Regions from separate parts of the Homo sapiens genome. Here region 1 is linked to region 2. Evidence: chromatin contacts called from ENCODE Hi-C or POLR2A ChIA-PET data. All regions are on one chromosome and are shown on one strand. The core of a region is the stretch at or near the end of the contact, and the rest is flanking DNA. Distances in the headings are between cores, read along the strand shown.

Region 1 (7,614 bases), core at 2,822-5,321, 640 kb after region 2:
TGCCTGTAATCCCAGCACTTTGGGAGGTCGAGGTGGGCAGATCACCTGAGGTCGTGAGTTCAAGACCAGCCTGTCCAACATGGCGAAACCCTGTCTCTACTAAAAATACAAAACATTAGCCAGGCGTGTTGGCAGGCACCTGTAATCCCAGCTACTCGGGAGGCTGAGGCAGGAGAATCTCTTGAACCCGGAAGGCGGAGGTTGCAGTGAGCCGAGATTGCGCCACTACACACCAGCCTGGGCAACAAGAGCGAAACTCCATCAAAAAAAAAAGTAACTATTTTCCAAAACAAAAAATATTTACTGGGAAGAGTGGCATTATTTCAAATTTTTGCAAAATCCTTGAATATTGGGGCTTAATAGGAGAAACTAGATTCTGGCATCTTTTTCCATGTTCCATCTTTGCAATTTGCTCTTTTGGTTGAACTATGTTCTAAAAATCTGATCTTACATAGATATGTAGTTAGAAAACAAAGGAGTATTTGAATGTCCTTTTCAAATCATGGTTAGTATTTCTACTAGCCCCAGAAAAAACCTATTGTATTCTGAAGAGAAGTAATGAAAATAGTTTTGTTATTATTACAAAAATAGTTTTGAGCCATAGATCCCTTGAAAAGGTTTTAAGGGACCCACTGGGATTTCCTCAGAACACACTTTAGCATCCAATGAGCTAGATTCAGTCGATAGACATGGTTTGTGTGGTCCCTCTGAGCCTTTAAGAAATTAGACTAACAATTAAAAATCAGAAGATGGGGCCAGGCGCAGTGCTTCACCCCTGTAATACCAGCACTCTGGGAGGCCAAGGCAGGCAGATCACTTGAGCTCAGGAGCTTGAGACCAGCCTGGTCAACATGGCGAAACCCCGTCTCTACTAAAAATACAAAAATTAGCCAGGCATGGTGGCACACACCTGTAGTCCCAGCTACTCAGGAGGCTGAGGCAGGAGAGTCACTTGAACCCGGGAGGCAGAGGTTGCAGTGAGTCGAGATTGTGCCACTGCACTCCAGCCTGGGCAATAGAGTGAGACTCTGTCTCAAAGAAGAAGAAGAAAAAAAAAGGTTAATTAATTAAAGAAAATAAAAATCAAATGTTACAGAAAAGCCAGATTTCTCCACATTCCCTTAAAAAATGGGAAGATCTGGCATGGCATGGTGGCTCACACCTGAAATCCCAGCACTTTGGGAGGCGGAGACTGGAGGATCACTTGAGCTCAGGAGTTCAAGACCAGCCTGGGCAACACAGCAAGACCCCATCTCTACAAAAAAATAGAAAAATAGCTGGGCGTGGCTGGGCGCAGTGGCTCACGCCTGTAATCCCAGCACTTTGGGAGGCCGAGGCAGGCAGATCACGAGGTCAGGAGATCGAGACCATCCTGCCTAACACGATGAAACCCTGTCTCTACTAAAAATACAAAAAATTAGCCAGGCTTGGTGGTGGGCACCTGTAGTCCCAGCTACTGGGGAGGCTGAGGCAGGAGAATGGCGTGAACCTAGGAGGCGGAGCTTGGAGTGAGCCAAGATCACGCCGCTGCACTCCAGCCTGGGCGACAGAGTGAGACTCCATCTCAAAAAAAAAAAAAAGAAAAGGAAAGAAAAGAAAATAGCTGGGCGTGGAGCACACGCCTGTGGGTCCCAGCTACTCAGGAGGCTGCGGTAGTAGGATTACTTGGGCCCAGGAAGTGGAGACTCAGTAAGCCATGATCATACCACAGCCTGGGCGACAGAGCAAGACCCTGTCTCAAAAAACAATAAGTAAAAGGCTGAGTGTGGTGGCTGCTCACGCCTGTAATCCCAGCACTTTGGGAGGCCGAGGCAGGTAGATCACCTGAGGTCAGGAGTTCGAGACCAGCCTGGCCAAGATGATGAAACCCCATATCTACTAAAAATACAAAAATTATCCAGGTATGGTGAAGCACGCCTGTAATCCCAGCTACTTCAGGCAGGAGAATCACTTGAACTAGGAGGTGGAGGTTGCAGTGAGCCAAGATCGTGCCATTGCACTCCAGCCTGGGCAACAAGAGTGAAACTCTGTCTCAAAAATAATAATAGTAATAAACACAATTTTAAAAAATAACAAATGGCAAGACCTAACAACACAGGACAGACTTCCAGCATGGCGATCACCCCATCATAGCTGGGGAGCCCCTGCCCCCTTCTGATGGGCGTGGGCCCCCTGAGTCTCCTGGGGAGGCCCCACTTTCCCTTCATTATTTTTCTTACTCCCAATTCCCCAGCCCCTGTAAGCATTTGCTTTTTTTTTTTTTTTTTTTGAGACGGAGTCTTACTCTGTTGCCCAGGCTGCAGTACAGTGGCGCGATCTCAGGTCACTGCAACCTCCACCTTCTGGGTTCAAGCGATTCTCCTGCCTCAGCCTCCCGAGTAGCTGGGATTACAGGCGCCCATCACCATGCCCAGCTAATTTTTAGTAGGGACAGGGTTTCACTGTGTTGGCCAGGCTGGTCTCCAACTCCTAACCTCAAGTGATCTGCCTGCCTCTGCCTCCCAAAGTGCTGGGAGTACAGGCATGAGCCACCGCACTGGGCCCAGCATTTGCATTTCTTTTTTTTTTTGAGATGGAGTTTTGCTCTTGTTGTCCAGGCTGGAGTGCAGTGGCACAATCTCTGCTCACTGCAACCTCCACCTCCTAGGTTCAAGTGATTCTCCTGCCTCAGCCTTATGAGTAGCTGGGATTACAGGCATGTGCCACCATGCCCGGCTAATTTTGTATTTTTAGTAGAGATGGGGTTTCTCCATGTTGGTCATGCTGGTCTCGAACTCCCGACCTCAGGTGATCCACCCGCCTCAGCCTCCCAAAGTGCTGGGAATACAGGTGTGAGCCACTCTGCCGGGCCCAGCATTTGCATTTCAACCCAAGTTAAAGGAATCTCTTTGAAGCACAGACATCCTTTTGTAAAAGAAGAAATGCTACCTCCTTTCCTTCTATACAGATTAAGAGTTGCTCTAGCTACATTTGCTACAAATCTAACACCTTTCTAGAAACTGTAGCCCTGCCCAGGAAGGAAACAGATGCGATGAGGCAATCTAGGAATTTTCCAGAACAACACTGCCCTCTGCAGATGCAGCCTGTGTTTTTCCAGTAGGAACAAACCAGCCAGGACCCTGGCCAGGGTTCCAGGGCTGCCCTCCCTCCCCTGTCTCCCATCCTAAGTGGAAAAGTTATTATTGGTGCCCTGCCTGGTCTCACTTTCTCCGAGGAAGCTTTCCGCCCTATCTCAGCCGCAGGATGCCCCTCCGCTGAGTCTCGATAGAACTTCCTGGAGTTTTGGGTCTTTATCCATTGTCTCTGAATTTTCCCTGTCATCTGAAGCCACATTTCCTCTTTCCCAGAGGGCCTCATCCCCGTCTCCCTGCTGTCAACAGCTGTCAACAGCCTCCTTCCATCCTTCAGCTCTCATCAGTTATGAGATTCCTCCCTTCTGGGATACCTTCTTTTTCTTCTTATTTTTTTTTTTTTTTTTTTTTTGAGATGGAGTTTTGCTCTTGTTGCCCAGGCTGGAGTGCAGTGGCACAATCTCTGCTCACCGCAACCTCTGCCTCCTGGGTTCAAGCAATTCTCCTGCCCCAGCTTCCCAAGTAGCTGGGATTACAGGCATGCGCCACCATGCCGGGCTAATTTTGTATTTTTAGTATAGATAGGGTTTCTCCATGTTGGTCAGGCTGGTCTCAAACTCCCGACCTCAGGTGATCCACCTGCCTCGGCCTCCCAAAGTGCTGGGAGCACAGGCGTGGGCCACCGCCCCGGGCCCAGCATTTGCATTTCAACCCGAGTTAAAGGAATCTCTTTGAAGCACAGACATCCTTTTGTAAAAGAAGAAATGCCATCTCCTTTCCTTCTATACAGATTAGGAGTTGCTCTAGCTACATTTGCTACAAATCTAACACCTTTCTAGAAACTGTAGCCCTGCCCAGGAGGGAAACAGATGCGATGAGGCAATCTAGGAATTTTCCAGAACAACACTGCCCTCTGCAGATGCAGCCTGTGCCTTTTCCAGTAGGAACAAACCAGCCAGGCCCCTGGCCAGGGTTCCAGGGCTGCCCTCCCTCCCCTGTCTCCCATCCTAAGTGGAAAAGTTATTCTTGGTGCCCTGCCTGGTCTCACCTTCTCCGAGGAAGCTTTCTGCCCTGTCTCAGCCACAGGATGCCCCTCTGCTGAGTCTCGATAGAACTTTCTGGAGTTTTGGGTCTTTATCCATTGTCTCTGAATTTTCCCTGTCATCTGAAGCCACATTTCCTCTTTCCCAGAGCCTGGCCTCATCCCCGTCTCCCTGCTGTCAACAGCTGTCAACAGCCTCCTTCCATCCTTCAGTTCTCATCAGTTATGAGATTCCTCCCTTCTAGGATACCTTCTTTTTCTTCTTCTTTTTTTTTTTTCTGAGACGGAGTTTTGCTCTGTGACCCAGGCTGGAGTGCAGTGGCGCAATCTTGGCTCACCGCAACCTCTGCCTCCTGGGTTCAAGCAATTCTCCTGCCCCAGCCTCTCAAGTAGCTGGGATTACAGGCATGCACTACCACGCCCAGCTAATTTTGTATTTTTAGTAGAGATGGGGTTTCACCATGTTGACAGGCTGGTCTTGACTCATGACCTCAAGTAATCTGCCCGCCTTGGCCTCCCAAAGTGCTGGGATTACAGGCATGTGCTACCACACCCAGCTAATTTTTGTATTTTGAGTAGAGATAGGGTTTTGCTATGTTGGCCAGGCTGGTCTCAAACTCCTGACCTCAGGTGATCTGTCCTCCTCAGCCTCCCAAAGTGCTGGGATTACAGGCATAAGCCACCATGCCTGGCCAGAGATACCTTCTTTTTGGCCAGTTTGCTAAGTCCAGTTCATTCTTCAGGGCTTAGCACATTGTCACCTCTTCCTTGAAGCCTTTCTTGATTGATACAGGCCACCGTGGGCTCCTCCACACTCCTGCAGTGCTTAGGATGGAGGTGGGAGATCAGCTAGGAATGCTTTGGTGACAGTGATGTCACATCCATCAAACAGCAGATTAAAGTAGCAGAGATTTCCTTTTCTTACATAACAAGAAATCTGGAGGTAGCTGTGACTGGCAGTTGGTTCAGGAGCTTAAGATCTCAGTGCCAACACCTTTGCAGTGCTCCCCGCCTCATGATTGCAAGGTGGCTGCTGAAAGTCCAGCCATCACATCATACATCATAGCAGAAAGGAGGAGGAAAGGGAAGGGAGCTGTGCCAGCAGATTTCCACTGTTCTCTACCCGTGGCCACCTAGTAAGGGAGTTTTCCCCTCTGTAGTAGTTGCAGGCAAGGGAAAACGCTAGGGCATAGGGGTGCATGTGCTCCTGCCTATGCCCATGGCAGGCATTACCAATCGATCACTGCACTGTTTCCTGCAGACCCCAAATGTGGCCTCAGAACCATTATCATCATAGTACTCCAGGTAGATCCTGTCAGTTGATTAAGAGGTGACATGGGAGATAAAACCCATTTGACATCAGGTATTTAAAATGTCTTGCTGGCCAGGGGTGGTGGCTCAAACTTGTAATCCCAGCGTTTTGGGAAGCCAAGGCGGGAGGATCACTTGAGGCCAGGAGTTCAAGATGACCCTGGGCGACATAGCAAGACCCTGTCTCTATTTTTTAAAAATAGATAAAATGTCTTGCCTCATGAGATTTCTTGGGTAAATGTTTTGGGGTTATGTGTGTGTGTGTGTGTGTGTTTTAATTAAACAAATATATTGTCTTTTCTTTAAAAATTTTATTTATTATTATTTTCTTTGAGACAGCCTTGCTCTGTTGCCCAGGCTGGAGTGCAATGGCACGATCTTGGCTCACTGCAACCTCCACCTTCCAGGTCCAAGTGATTCTCCTGCCTCAGCTGCCCGAGTACCTGGGATTACAGGCACTTACCACCACGACTGGCTAATTTTTGTATTTTTAGTAGAGATGGGGTTTCACCATGTTGGCCAGGCTGGTCTCAAACTCCTGACCTCAAATGATCCGCCCACCTCGGCCTTCTGAAGTGCTGGGATTACAGGCGTGAGCCACTGTGCTCTGCACTCCCCCCACAACAACTTTAAAAAGTACTCTAGGAAAGGTCAAGTCCTCAGGACCATCCCAGCCCCAAATCCTGGCCCCTCTTGGGCTTTGGTTGAATTGTGTCTACTGTGGCCCCTCGTGGCACAGATGCCATCTAGTAGCCCATGTCCCCCACCAGTTGGTCAGCCCCTGGACACTTGGCAAATTGCTAGAGTGTGGGAGCTGGAGGAGCCAGGGCTGAGTGCAGTGGTTCTGTGCCCGCCTCACCCCCAGGAGCCTGAACGAACTGCGGGTGTTGCTGCTGGAGGCCAATCGTCACTCCCCAGGGCCGGAGAGGGACCTGAGCCGTGAGGTACACAAGGCTGAGTGGCGGATCAAGGAGCAGAAACTCAAGGATGACATCCGGGGCCTGCGTGAAAAGCTGACCGGGCTGGTATGTGGGGTAGGGGTGGCCTAGGGGCAGGGGCACTAGTCCGGGTGGGGCTGGGCTAGCCTTGCTGTCAGGCCATGGAGACTGGAGACCTCCTGGAATGACCCCAGGGACAGCTGAGTCATGGTGAGGATTTGAAATCTTCTAGGACCACAGGCAGGTGGAGGGACCCTGGCTAGCCGCTTTTGCAGACATCATGGCTGCCTATGTGGCAGTCTGTGTGATACGGTGCAAAGGAAAACTTCCTATCTGACCTGTCCAGAGGCAGGATGAGCCAATACAGGTAAAGAGCTCCCTGTTCAGAGGAGTAATCAACCACAAGCCAGTTCCTTGCTCAGGGTCCTGCAGTGGGGCTTCACACATCAGTCTCAGGAAGGAGACAAGAACTTGAAAGTCTACAGCAAGCCTGGGATTCTGGGTGGCTGAGTTTTTTTTGTTTTTTTTTTTTTTTTTTGAGACAGAGTCTCGCTCTGTTGCCCAGGCTGGAGTGCAGTGGCGCGATCTCAGCTCACTGTAAGCTCTGCCTCCCTGGTTCACACCATTCTCCTGCCTCAGCCTCCCAAGTAGCTGGGACTACAGGCACCCGCCACCACGCCTGGCTAATTTTTTTGTATTTTTAGTAGAGACAGGGTTTCACCGTGTTAGGCAGGATGGTCTCGAACTCCTGACCTTGTGATCCTCCTGCCTCGGCCTCCCAAAGTGGTGGGATTACAGGTGTCAGCCACTGCGCCCGGTCGAGATTTCTTTTCTATTATGAATAGGAACCTGACTTCACTGAGTCTGCAGAGACGGGTTGGGGTAGGCAGGTGATGCTGGTAGCATAGCACAGGACCATCCCCATCCCTTGGCCAGGCGCAATGGCTCACACCTGTAATCCCAGCACTTTGGGAGGCTGAGGCAGGCGGATCACTTGAGGTCAAGAGTACGAGACCAGCCTGGCCAACATGGCGAAACCCCATCTCTGCTAAAAATACAAAAATTAGCCGGGCATGGTGGAGTGTGCCTGTAATCCCAGCTACTTGGGAGGTTGAGGCAGGAGAATCACTTGAACCCAGGAGGCGGAGGTTGGAGTGAGCTGAGATTGCGCCACTGCACTGCAGCCTGGGCGACAGAGTGAGACTTTGTCTCAAAAAAAAAAGAATAAAGAAACCACCCCATCCCCATCCCA
Region 2 (7,481 bases), core at 4,127-6,626:
CCACCTGCCTCAGCCTCCCAAATTGCTGGCATTACAGGCGTGAGCCACCGCGCCCAGCCAGAAAGTGGTTTCTTGAGATGGAAACTACTCCTGGTGAAGATTGTGTGAACACTGTTGAAATGACAACAAAGGATTTATAATATCCTATAAACTTGGTTGATCAGCCATCTAAGTTTTATAGTTTTAGATCTTATATTTAGGTCTTTGATCCATTTTGAGTAAATTTTTTTATATGGTGTTAAGGAACCAACTTCATTTTTTTGCATGCAAATATCCAGTTTTCCCAGCATTATCTGTGAAAAGATTGCCCATTCCTCACTGAGTGGTTTTGGTATCCTTATTGAAAATTATTTGACTTCATATATGAGTGTTTATTTCTGAGCTTTTTATTCTATTCCATTGGTCTATATGTCTGTCTTCATGCCAGTACCACTGTTTTGATTACTGTAGCTTTGTAGTAAGTTTTGAAAGCAGAAAGTATGAGTCCTCCAACTTTGTTCTTTTTTTTTCTGAGACAGAGTCTCACTCTGTCACCCAGGTTGGAGTGCAGTGGTGCAATCTCAGCTCACTGCAACCGCCACCTCCCAAGTTCAAACAATTCTTGTTCCTCAGCCTTCTGAGTAGCTGGGATTACAGGCTCGCACCACCATGCCTGGCTAATTTTTGTATTTTTAGTAGAGACGGTGTTTCACCATGTTGGCCAGGCTGGTCTTGAGCTCCTGACCTCAGGTGATCCGCCTGCCTCGACCTCCCAAAGTGCCGGGATTACAGGCATGAGCCACCGCGCCTGGCCTCTTACTGTTTCTGGATATGAATTTCCTGCTTCAATCAGGTCAGCCTCTGCTCACTCTTGTGCATATCATTTTTCTGCCTTGTGCATATCATTTTTCTCCTTGCTGTTGCCCATCAGTGAATCCTGCTTGGGAAGGCTTCCCCTCTTAGCTCTGCCCATCTCAAACTTACTTATTTAAGACTCAGAAGCATACTTATAGGTTGGGCATGGTGGCTCACGCTTGTAATTCCAGCATTTTGGGAGGGTGAGGTGGGCGGATCACTTGAGCCCAGGAGTTCCAGACCAGCCTGGGCAATATGACAAAACCCTGTCTCTATTTAAAAAAAGAAATTTAGGCCGGGCGCAGTGGTTCATGCCTATAATCCGAGCACTTTGGGAGGCCGAGGTGGGCGGATCACAAGGTCAGGAGATCGAGACCATCCTGGCTAACATGGTGAAACCCCGTCTCTGCTAAAAATACAACAACAACAAAAAATTAGCCGGGTGTGGTGGCAGGCACCTGTAGTCCCAGATACTTGGGAGGCTGAGGCAGGAGGATAGCATGAACCCGGGAGGCAGAGCTTGCAGTGAGCTGAGATGGCGCCACTGCACTCCAGCCTGGGCAACCAAGCGAGACTCCATCTCAAAAAAAAAAAAAAAAAAAAAAAAAAAAGAAATGTAATTAAAAAACAACAACAACAACAACCAGCCCTGCAGCACTATTCACAATAGCAAAGGCATGGAATCAACCTAAATGCCCATCAGTGATAGACTGGATAAAGAAAATGTGGTACATATACACCATGGAGTACTATGCAGCTATAAAAAAGAATGAGAACGTGTCTTTTTCAGGAACATGGATGGAGCTTGAGGCTGTTATCCTTAGCAAACTAACACAGGAGCAGAAAACCAAATAGCGTATGTTCCTGCTTATAAGTGGGAGCTAAATGATAAGAACTTATGAACACAAAGAGGGAAACAACAGACACTGGTGTCTACTTGAGGGTGAGGGTGGGAGGAGGGAGAGGAGCAGAAAAGATCACTATTGGGTACTGGGCTTACTTGGGTGACAAAATAATCTGTTCAACAAACTCCTGTGACACGTGTTTACCTATGTAAGAAACCTTCATATGTATCCCCAAACCTAAAATAAAAGTTAATTAAAAAACCCAACCAAACCAAAAACCGGCCAGGCGTGGTGGCTCACGGCTGTAATCCCCACACTTTGGGAGGCCAAGGTGGGCAGATCACTTGAGGTTAGGAGTTTGAGAGCAGATGGGCCAACATGATGATACACCATCTCTACTAAAAATACAAAAAGTTTGGCTGGGGATGGTGGCTCACGCCTCTAACCCCAGCACTTTGGGAGGCCAAGCCAGGAGGATCACCTGAGGTCAGGAGTTCGAGACTGGCCTGGCCAACATGGCAAAACACTGTCTCTACTAAAATTACAAAAATTAGGCGTGCTGGTGGGTGCCTGTAATCATAGCTACTTGGGAGGCTGAGGCAGCAGAATTGCTTGAATCCGGTAGGTGGAGGTTGCAGTGAACCGAGATCGTGCCATTGTACTCCAGCCTGGGCGACAAGAGGTAAACTCTGTCTCAGAAAAACCCCCAAAGTTAGCTGGGCATGGGGGTGGGTGCCTGTAATCCCAGCTACTTGAGAGGCTGAAGCGGGAGAATTCCTTAAACCCGGGAGGCGGAGGTTACAGTGAGCTGAGATCGCACCACTGCATCCTAGCCTGGGCCAGAGAGCGAGACCCCGTCTCAAAGAAAACAATAACAACAACAAAAAACTAAAAAACCAAAACCAAAACAAAAAAACCCTACTTATTCAAGGCTGTCTATGAAGTCTTTTTAGACTGTTATACCCCTCTATGACCTTTGAACTCTTCTGGACCCAATCTGCTATTCCTTGATTGCACATAAGACATAATTAATTTATTTTCCAAACTGCATGATGGGCGCGGGCCTTGTCTTCCCTTTACAGAGCATCAGCTCTGAGCAGGGCATTCTGCTAGGCTCAGGGCATACTGAGGATGACAAGATGCTTAGGGGTTGCTCCCTGACAGAGCATGGTCTGGGGGTAGAGGAAAGATAAGCTAAGAGGTGATTCTGGACCAGTGTAACAAATAGCATCGAATGGTCATGGTTGCGGGATGCACAGGAGTCAGGGAACCGTTCTCAACTGAGATGTGAAATGACCTCTTTTTTTTTTTTTTTTCTTTTTTGAGATCGAGTCTCACTTTGTCACCCAGGCAGTGCAGTAGTGCAATCTCGGCTCACTGCAACCTCCGCCTCCCGGGTTCAAGCAGTTCTCCTCCTCAGCCTCCCGAGTAGCTGGGATTACAGGCGCCCGCCACCACGCCTGGCTAATTTTTTTGTATTTTTAGTAGAGATGGGGTTTTACCATGTTGGCCAGGCTGGTCTCGAACTCCTGGCCTCAAGTGATCCACCTGCTTTGGCCTTCCAAAGTGCAGGGATTACAGGCGTGAGCCACTGTACCCGGCTGAATGATTTCTCTCTTTCTTTTTTTTTTTTTTCCCTGAGCAATCTTGCTCTCTTGCCCGGGTACAGAGCAGTGGCACGATTATAGCTCACTGCAGTCTTGACCTTATATGCTCAAGTGATCCTCTCACTTCAGCCTCCCAAATAGCTAGGACTATAGGCATGTGCCACCATGCCTGGTTAATTTTTAACATTTTTTGTAGAGATGGGGGTCTTGCTATGTTGCCCTGGCTGGTCTCAAGTGATCAACTTCTGGGCTCAAAGTGATCCTCCCACCTTGGCCCCCCAAAGCGCTTGTATTACAGGCATGAACCACCAGGCCTAGGCTATAAAGTGATCTCTAAGCTTGGCAAGTAGAGTGGGGTAAGATTGGATAAACTGCCAAGAAGAGAGAACTTGTGGCCAGGCATGATGGCTCATGCCTGTAATCCCAGCACTTTGGGAGGCCGAGGCGGGAGGATCACCTGAGGTCAGGAGTTTGAGACCAGCCTGGCCAATATGGTGAAACCCCACTTCTACTAAAAATACAAAATTTAGCCAGATGCAGTGGCACGTGCCTATAATCCCAGCTACTCAGGAGGCTGAGGCTGGAGAATTGCTTGAACCCAGGAGTGAGCTGAGATTGTGCCACTGCACTCCAGCCTAGGTGACAGAGCAAGACTCTGTCTCAAAAAAAAGAAGAGAGGGCCGGGCATGGTGGCTTACACCTGTAATCCCAGCACTTTGGGAGGCTGAGACGGGCGGATCATCTGAGGTCAGGAGTTCGAGACCAGCCTGGCCAACATGCTGAAACCCCTGTCTCTACTAAAAAAATACAAAAATTAGCCGGGCGTGGTGGCATGTGCCTGTAATCCCAGCTACTCAGGACGCTGAGGCTGGAAAATCACTTGAACCCAAGAGGCAGAGGTTGCAGTGGGCTGAGAACGTGCCACTGTACTCCAGCCTGGGCAACAGAGCAAAACTCTTTTCTCTAGAGACGAAGAAGAGAGAACTTGTGCTGAAGCCTATGGTCCAGAGAGTGCAGGGAGAGTGCAGGGTTTTTGAGGAGAGAAAGGATGTCGAGTGGGGTTGAGCTTGGTGGCTGGGATGTGGAAGGGCAGTTTGGGGAGCACAGGTGGAAACAGAGAGGCGAGCATGGCCTGTGCTCACAGGGGCTCCTAAGGCATGGCATGAAGTCTGAGTGGGATCTGGAGGGCCATCTGGGGGTAGAGGGCCTGAAGGATTTTAAGTAGGGGAATGACATGGTCAGACTCAGGATTGCACTGCGACTAATGGCTTGGAAAGGGGCATAGCTAGGTTGGGAGTGTAGGGAGGGAGCCTGGGGACCAGAAACCCTCTCCAGGCTGTTACAGAAAGAGGGTGGTGTCCTGGCTGAAGTTGCGGCGGTGCGAGTGGAGAATAGAGGTCGATGCATCCAGACATAAAGAGAAGGTTGACAGTTTAGGGACTGGTTATTTTATTTTATTTTTTTTTGAGACTGAGTCTTGCTCCGTCGCCCAGGCTGGAGTGCAGTGGCGTTATCTTGGCTCACTGCAATCTCTGCCTCCTGGTTTCAAGCGATTCTCCTGCCTCAGCCTCCCAAGTAGCTGGAATTATAGGCGTGTGCCACCACGCCCAGCTAATTTTTGTATTTTTAGTAGAGACAGGGTTTCACTATGTTGGTCAGGCTGGTCTCGAACTCCCGACCTCAGGTGATCCACCCGCGTCGGCCTCCCAAAGTGCTGGGATTACAGGGTGAGCCACCGCGCCTGGCACCACCTTTTTTTTTTTTTTTTTAAATTTTGGAGACAGAGTCTCGCTCTGTCGCCCAAGCTGGAGTTCAATGGCGTGATCACGGCTTACTGCAGCCTCGACCTCCTGGGCTCAAACAATCCTCCCACCTCAGCCTCCTGAGTAGCTGGGACTACAGGCATGCACCAACACATCTGGCTAATTTTTGCATTTTTTATAGAGACAGGGTGTTGCTTTGTTGCCCGGGCTGGTCTTGAACTCCTGGCCTCAAGTGATCCTCCCATCTCTGCTTCCCAAAGTGCCAGGATTGCAAGCGTGAGCCACTGCACCTGGCCAATACCCCTTCTTTTATAGTTATGAGCTAGAGGCAGCAAGTGACTTGGTCAAGGTCCCACAGTGGGCACCTGACACCCATGCTCTTGCTCTCTCCTGGCTCTGCAGAGCATTCTTGTCTCAGCATGGGTGACCTTTCGGGCAATCCTGGTATGGGAGGGGGAAGGAAGGTACTATCTGTTCTTCCAGGCCAGCCACAGACCTTGAGGGAGCCACAATAAACGCTGTGTTTGTTTGATAAAGCAGTTGGCTTTTGGTCTGGCAGGAGGAAGAGCTGGAACAGGTGTGGCAAGAGCGGGCAGCCTGCAGCACCTCTGTGGGAGATGGGTGAGACAGCCCCAGGGCCTGGCAGGGGGCTCCAGGGCTGTGAGTTTTGAAGAAACCTAGGGACTTTCTCAGCCATCTCTCTCATGTGGCACCACCCCAGGGCCTGGCAGGGGGCTTTGTGGGTGTGGAGTTTGAAGAAACCTAGGGACTTTCTCACAACCTAGCCATCCCCCACGCGTGGCCACCTCTCTCATGTGGCACCACCCCAGGGCCTGGCAGCGCGCTCCAGGGCTGTGGAGTTTGAAAATCCCAGGGACAGCCAGGCACGGTGGCTCACGCCTGTAATCCCAGCACTTTGGAAGGCCGAGGTGGGCAGATCACCTGAGGTCAGGAGTTCAAGACCATCCTGGCAAACATGATGAAACCCTGTCCCTACTAAAAATACAAAAATTAGCTGGGTGCAGTGGCAGGCACCTGTAATCCCAGCTACTTGGGGGGCTGAGGCAGGAGAATCGCTTGAACCCGGGAGGCGGAGGTTGCAGTGAGTGGAGATTGCGCCATTGCACTCCAGTCTGGGTGACAGAACGAGATTCTATCTCAAAAAAAGAAAAAAAAGGCCGGGCGCAGTGGCTCACGCCTGTAATCCCAGCACTTTGGGAGGCCAAGGTGGGCGGATCACGAGGTCAGGAGATCGAGACCATCCTGGCTAACATGGTGACACCCCGTCTCTACTAAAAAAATACAAACAATTAGCCAGGCGTGGTGGTGGGCGCCTGTAGAACCAGCTACTCGGGAGGCTGAGGCAGGAGAATGGTGTGAACCTGGGAGGCAGAGCTTGCAGTGAGCTGAGATCGCGTCACTGCACTCCAGCCTGGGCGACAGAGCAAGACTCCGTCTAAAAAATAAATAAAAACAAAAACAAAAACAAAACAGAAAATCCCAGGGACTTTCTCACCATCCACCCAACACTCTCATGTTCCCAGGCCCCTGCCTGACGGAATACACCAAAATTTTTTTTTTTTTCTGAGATGGAGTCTCACTCCCTCGTCCAGGGTGGAGTGCAGTGGTGTGATCTCGGCTCACTGCAACCTCCGCCTTCTGGGTTCAAGAAATTCTCCTGCCTCAGTCTCCCAAGTAGCTGAGATTATAGTTGTAAGCCACTGCACCTGGCTGTGAGCCACCACGCCCAGCCCAAAATCTTAACAATACAAACTCACATTAATTGAACTCCTACTGTATACATAGCACTATGCCATGTGCTTTTCGTGCAGACAGGCATGCCTTCATTCCACAGATATTTCTGACCAGCCTCCTTGTGCCAGCCCTCTCTGGGTGCTACAGACAGAGAGAAACAGCTCAAGACACTGTCCGTGACCTTGGGAGATGACTTTCTGGTAGAGAAGTCTAACAAGAAACAAAACAACAATTGGCCAGGCTTGGTCACTCACACCTGTAATCCCAGCATTTTGGGAGGCTGAGGCAGGCAGATCACTTGAGGCCAGGAGTTCGAGACCAGCCTGGCCAACATAGCGAAATCCCATCTCTACTAAAAATACAAATTATTATCTGGGCACGGTGGCTGACACCTGTAATCCCAGCTGCTTGGGAGGCTAAGGCAGGAGAATCGCTTGAACCTGGGAGGTGGAGGTTGCAGAGTGAGACTCTGTCCCAAAAAAAGAAAAGAAAAGAAAGGGCCAAGCGCAGTGGCTCACGCCTATAATCCCAGCACTTTGGGAGGCTGAGGTGGGCGGATCACAAGGTCAGGAGTTTGAGACCAGCCTGGCCAATATGGTGAAACCCCGTCTCTACTAAAAATACAAAAATTAGCCAGGCGTGGTGGCACGTACCTGTAGTCCCAGCTACTCAGGAGG

The links. Hi-C counts contacts between places; a loop is a spot of excess contacts on that map. ChIA-PET counts read pairs that join two places held with the same protein, here RNA polymerase II (POLR2A).
Region 1: a map of breast epithelium shows a loop between it and region 2 (16-fold over the local background). The contact joins two enhancer-like sites. A Hi-C loop is called at or near these places in 1 of 168 maps with a recorded cell type or tissue (breast epithelium). POLR2A ChIA-PET finds 5 or more read pairs at or near these places in 2 of 52 experiments (AG04450 and WTC11).

What each region holds. Positions count from the first base shown.
Region 1 is chr7:74,390,785-74,398,398 of GRCh38, forward strand. CLIP2 (CAP-Gly domain containing linker protein 2) reads left to right here. Exons shown (of 17, transcript NM_003388.5): 14 at 6,290-6,449. Among named protein-coding and RNA genes, the nearest start is that of GTF2IRD1, 59 kb to the right of the region's middle. RefSeq lists a silencer at 5,067-5,256. Within about 2 kb of position 4,072, at least 9 of the 41 ENCODE cell types and tissues checked have a DNase peak (open chromatin) inside an H3K27ac peak, as active enhancers do.
Region 2 is chr7:73,753,220-73,760,700 of GRCh38, forward strand. No RefSeq gene overlaps it. Among named protein-coding and RNA genes, the nearest start is that of CLDN3, 13 kb to the right of the region's middle. Within about 2 kb of position 5,377, at least 7 of the 41 ENCODE cell types and tissues checked have a DNase peak (open chromatin) inside an H3K27ac peak, as active enhancers do.